Regions from separate parts of the Mus musculus genome. Here region 2 is linked to region 1. A link is a contact called in ENCODE POLR2A ChIA-PET data. All regions are on one chromosome and are shown on one strand. Each heading gives the region's core, a stretch centred on a gene start or an enhancer-like site at or near the end of the contact. The rest is flanking DNA. Distances are from core to core; before and after follow the strand shown.

The links. ChIA-PET counts read pairs that join two places held with the same protein, here RNA polymerase II (POLR2A).
Region 2: POLR2A ChIA-PET joins it to region 1 with 10 read pairs in embryonic stem cell. The contact joins the promoter of Slc39a7 here to the promoter of Ndufa7 in region 1. POLR2A ChIA-PET finds 5 or more read pairs at or near these places in 4 of 5 experiments (Patski and embryonic stem cell).

The regions. Positions count from the first base shown.
Region 1 is chr17:33,823,151-33,825,903 of GRCm38, forward strand. It overlaps Ndufa7 (NADH:ubiquinone oxidoreductase subunit A7), which reads left to right and starts at 1,422. Exons shown (of 4, transcript NM_023202.4): 1 at 1,422-1,530; 2 at 2,451-2,500. The coding sequence starts at 1,480. It overlaps Rps28 (ribosomal protein S28), which reads right to left and starts at 1,412. Exons shown (of 4, transcript NM_001355384.1): 1 at 1,284-1,412; 2 at 1,149-1,196; 3 at 43-180. The coding sequence starts at 1,322. The coding sequence ends at 58.
Region 2 is chr17:34,030,289-34,033,041 of GRCm38, forward strand. It overlaps Slc39a7 (solute carrier family 39 (zinc transporter), member 7), which reads right to left and starts at 1,402. Exons shown (of 7, transcript NM_008202.2): 1 at 536-1,402; 2 at 278-446; 3 at 80-133. The coding sequence starts at 970. Rxrb (retinoid X receptor beta) reads left to right here and starts at 1,524. Exons shown (of 10, transcript NM_011306.4): 1 at 1,524-1,935; 2 at 2,539-2,753. The coding sequence starts at 1,710.

The DNA of each region.
Region 1 (2,753 bases), core at 172-2,671:
TTCTTACCTCCTAACAAGTCCCTCCCAAGGGTTGCCACTTACCCACCAGCTGCAAGATTAACGCAACCTTCGAGCTTCTCTTTCTGACTCCAATAGGGTGAGCACGTCACCCTCTCGAACGGGGCCTTTGACATTTCGGATGATAGAGCGGCTGGTGTCATCCATGAATTCCACTCGCACCTACAAGCCCAATACAAGAGTTAAATGCTGCTACTTACTAGTGGGGTGGAAAGGTAATATGGACCAGAGCCTGGGACAGGGGCTGGTCAGGTCAGATGGTTCAGCAGTTACAAGCATTTGTTACTCTTAAGGTCTCATTTGCCAGACCAAAGGCATTGAATCACTCACATGATAGGGTCTCTGTAGCCTGATCTGACCTTGAAATCCTGTGATCCTTCTGGAATTACAACACCCTCCCCACTTACAATTTTATCTGGGTGCCTCCAACTTACTTCAGGCTGGCCCTGATCTACGGGTCCCCCTACCTTAGTTTCTTAATTAGCTGTGATGGGAGACCTGGGTATAAGCCAGGGGAACGAACGGTCAGGGCATCTTTAGCCTAGGCTTGTCTGTCTCCTGGAGTAGGTGAGATGCCCTACCGTTCTTGTTCTATGTGGTGGACCGAGGCAAGCACACTATCAACAGTGGCCCAGGTTTTTTCGGTACTGGATCATTTTGTAGCCTAAGCTTGACTGGAACTCCAAGTGAACTTCCTTAGACATCTTTAATTACTAGCTTTGAGTTCAGTACTCAAGTTTTTTCGGGTTCTTTGTATGGTAAGCAAGTCTACTACTGACACACAGGTCCCGCCAACTCCACCTCTTTAAAAACCAAATCTTTTAGCTGGGCAGTGGTAGCCCGCGCCTTTAATCTCAGCACTTGGGAAGCAGAGGCAGGCGGATTTCTCAGTTCGAGGACAGCCAGGGTTACACAGAGAAACCCTGTCTAGAACACCCCCCCCCCCCCAACAAAAAACCACCAAAGCTTTCAAAGGCAGTCTTACTACGGTATCCGCGTTTCTTACAAAGTCATATCCTCCCTGAACCTAGCTACTAGAATTAAACGTCACCAAATCCAGTTATAATCCTGGTACTCGGGAGGACTCCGCTCCGACCCCAGGAAGTGGTCCGAATGTTCCCATCACTCACCTGCGTGCACTGTCCCTGCGAACCGGTCCTGCCCAGCACTTTGGTTACCTACAGGAAATAAGGGAAAGTTAGGCTCGACATGTTCAGCTTTCTTCTCTCTTTATTCAGGTTTCTAAACACCCGCAGTCGCCTCACCCTAGCCAGCTTGATGGGCTGCACGCGACTCGTGTCCATGATGGCGGCGATCTGGCGGAGAGGAGTCACGTGAGCAGGGGATGCCTTTTATAGTCGGCTCTGACCACGCCTCACTTTCGCTCTCGCGAGACCGCACGCGGTACCCAGGAATCCTCGGGACAGAGTCGTCACCAGCGTCCTTCGGAGCGGAAGGAATATGGCGTCCGCTACTCGCGTTATCCAAAAGCTGCGGAACTGGGCGTCTGGGGTGCGTGTGCTGTTCCGATCCGGGCCGGGAAGGATTTGGGTTCTGTACGCCCTTGAATCCTATCCCCCTTAACATCTCCTTAGTTCAGTGGATAATCCAGGATCCCTGAATTTGTGACTCCAGTAGTCAGACTCAAGGTCCTAAATGTTTTTGGCCGGGTTACTGGGATTTCCTTGGCCTTAGATTGCCTGGCTTTAGCTCCCCCCCGCCCCGCCCCTCTTCCTATCCCTTTCTCTCTTCGCCTCATTTGTCTCCCACGTGAGACCAGGTGTTTCCTCATCCCCCGTATCAGCTTGGAATCTTTGTTTGTTTGTTTGTTTTTGTTTTTGTTTTTCTTTTTCGAGACAGGGTTTCTCTGTGTAGCCCTGGCTGTCCTGGAACTCACTTTGTAGACCAGGCTGGCCTTGAACTCATAAATCCGCCTGCCTCTGCCTCCCGACTAGGATTAAAGGCATGCGCCACCACGCCCGGCTATCAGCTTGGAATCTTGTGCCCCTGTTTTTGGAAGGCTGAGGACCAGTTTTTAGATTTTGGAAGAAAACAAAGAGGTCAGGGAAGCTGTAGATCTCTGCAGCTCCTGGGAGGTTGGAGATGGATAAGAGGAGAGATAATTTAGGGTCCAAGAAAGGAGGTATATCTAGCACTGGAGCTTAGTAAGCAACTGTTTGGGTGAGAATTCCCATAATGTTAGGGTAAGCACGTTTAGTATATTGACCCATATACAGAGGAGATTTTCTTTAAAAGGAAGGCTTTTTAGGTTAGATCTTGGAAAGGCTGGAAACTTAGCCTTAAAGTTTTGTAAGCCATGCCCTTGCCTTTCTTCATATGCATGACTTGTAAACTTACCCTAACTGGCTACTTCTGTTCGCTAACCCTATCCTGGGGTTCCCTAGTTTCTGACTTCTTCTCTCCTCCCACAGCAAGACCTGCAGGCGAAGCTACAGCTGCGCTACCAGGAGATCGCCAAGCGGTGAGCAGGCCGTGCTTGCTGCCTTCATCCTGACATTCTTCCACCAAACCCAAGGCTGGCCATAGTGGTACAGTCTTTAATCCCAGCACTCGGGAAACAGGCAGGCTGAGTTCTGAGTTCAAGGCCTGCCTGATCTACATGATGGGTTCCAGGTTAACCCCTGTCTAATAAACAAACGTGAAAAAACAACCCTAAATTTGCTGTTCTCTTGAACTTTCCTTGGAGAATTGAGCAGAGATCTTTCTTGTCAGGC
Region 2 (2,753 bases), core at 152-2,651, 210 kb after region 1:
CAGACTCAAGTGTAAGAGGCGAAGCATGGGAATGGAGAGGTTGCCCTTTCCCAGCACACCAGTCCCTGGTTTTTCTCACCACTGTGGGAGTGTCCATGTCCAGGCTGCTCTGGAGCGTGGTGAGAATGAGGTTCTGCGGGAAGTGGGAGAAAAGGCTTGATGAGGGAATGCCTGGCTCAGGGGATGTGTGTTTGAAGACAACCGGAAAATCTGGGATCATTAAAGAGAAAGAACAAAACCGCTTAAGCCTTTGAGGCGGAGCCCACAAGTTACTTACCCAAGGCATGCGGGATGAGGTGGAGGAACGCATCACCCAGGAGCCCCCCGGAAGCAAAACTGAGCAGGATCTGGAGCAGAGAGCGGTGCCTGGGAGAGTTAGATTCTACTGGGATGAGGAACAGCACGAAGAACGGAGCTGCGGAGATCAGCACTGTGGCCCCCAGTGCCTGGTGGAGAAGCACAATCAGAAGGCAAAGATGGAGCTTCCCACCGATTAAGAACCAGTCCCTCTTCCCCACATCCCCTGGCGACTCACGTAGGCCCAGAGGGTGACAGTGTCCAGGTGGTGTTTGATGCCTGGAGCCCCAGCCTCCCTAGAAGTCCCATGGCTATGTTCACGATGGGCATGTCCATGTCCTCCGTGGTGGAGGCTATCGTGGGAGTGGCCATGGCTATGGCCATGGTGTAATTCCTCACGTGAGTGTCCATGGTCGTGGCTGTGGGCATGCCCATGCCAGATGCTTTCATGAGTGTGGCCGTGGCCATGGTGGAAATCTTCATGCGAGTGCCCGTGGCTGTGGCCATGGTGGAAATCTTCATGTGAGTGCCCGTGACTGTGGCCATGGAAGTCCTCTTCCACATCTTTGTGCAGGTCACCATGACCCTCGTGTCCGGCCACCAGCAGCCCCAAAGCCGCCCAGGTCAGCAGTCCCACAGCCACCCAGTGGGGGGCCCGCAGGCCCATGGTCATCACGCTGACCGGAGGAACAAGAGACGACTCGACTTGACTCTCAATCTACCTATTCGGGATCCGCGTCCCTTGAAGCCCTTCCTCTATACTACTTGCTCCGCTCTTACATTGTCCCCAAGGCCGGTCCACCTCATCCCCAACACCCTTCCTGGATGCAGCCCCCCACCCCCGACACCGCTCTAGCCTTTGATCAGCAACTTTACGGTCTCTCTGGGCCCGCGTCTCTATGGCCCACTGGTTGGGGTAAAGGCCTGGAAAGCGCCGTAAGGGAGCAGCAGGGACCTCTCACCGGCTCCGGGATCCTCTCGGTTCTCGGTTTGCTGGGACGTGGCACTCACGCCTCGAGCTCCCGCGAGATCCGGAAGCTCCCTTTCTTGCCTGCGCCCCGATACCTTTACCAACATGGCGGCGCCCCGAGGGCGGCGCGGCCACGGCGTCAGGACGCATGCGCAGAGCTGGGGGGTTATCCGAGGGGACGGCGGGCTGGCGGGCACCGCCTCCTCCGTTTCCACCTCGGCGAAGGGGCGGGAGCTCAAGGCGAGACTTCCCGTCTGTACAAAGATGGCGGCCGCGCCGGTGCTGTCATCTCAGTGCCGAGCCGAGCGCGGCTCTTGAGTCGCGCTGCCACAGGCCGCGGCCTGCTCGCCTCCGCGGCTTCGTCGCGGCCCCCGAGTCCCCCGCTGTCCCCCCTGCGCGTCCCTGGCGCCTCTCCGGCTTCCCCGCCCTCGGCCCGGGCGTCATGTCTTGGGCCACTCGTCCGCCCTTCCTCCCGCCGCGGCATGCCGCGGGGCAGTGTGGGCCGGTGGGGGTGAGAAAAGAGATGCATTGTGGGGTCGCGTCCCGGTGGCGGCGGCGGCGGCCCTGGCTGGATCCCGCGGCGGCGGCGGCGGCGGCCGGAGAGCAGCAAGCCCTGGAGCCGGAGCCGGGGGAGGCTGGCCGGGACGGGATGGGCGACAGCGGGCGGGGTGAGTGTCCCGTGGGCCCGGGCCGGCGCCCCTCGCGCCCCCTCCCCGCGCTCCCGCCCCCTTGTTTGTAAACACGCGCCCTCGACGTCCCGAGGCCCAGCGCCCTCCCCCGGGGCGGGGCGCGGCGGGGGAGCTTCCGCCCTTCAGGTTCGGGCCCGCGGCGGGGCCTGCGTGCGCGGTCTCGGGCGTGGGAAGGACACCGTTCCCCGTGGGCTGGAGGACTCTGGGCATTCGAAGGCTGAGCTTACGCTCTGGGACCGGGTATTTCTGCCATACTCTTTGCCCCGAATGTTCTAAGTTGGGGTTGGACGAGGGGTTCGCTGCTACACCTCCACGTGCTGCTTCACAGCCCCCCCTCCCGAGGTCAGCTTGGGATGACCCAGTAGCCCCGCCTGACCTGCCTCCCTTTTTGTCAACCGCCTCCTCTCACGACTATTAGAAGTGAAATTGTTGTTTGGCCACTTGGTATTTCTGAACTCCAGGGTTGCGGGCTGTGGTGGGTCAGGGAGAATTAAAGTGTCCATTTGGATGATCAAAAGGCTCACTTTCTCTTCTTGTCTCTCCTGTCCGTGTGTGTCTGCCTTGTACGTACCCACTTCTCAGATTCCCGAAGCCCAGACAGCTCCTCCCCAAATCCCCTTTCTCAGGGGATCCGTCCGTCTTCTCCTCCTGGCCCACCTCTTACCCCTTCAGCACCTCCACCTCCAATGCCACCCCCGCCACTGGGCTCCCCCTTCCCAGTCATCAGTTCTTCCATGGGGTCCCCTGGTCTGCCCCCTCCGGCTCCCCCAGGATTCTCCGGGCCTGTCAGCAGCCCT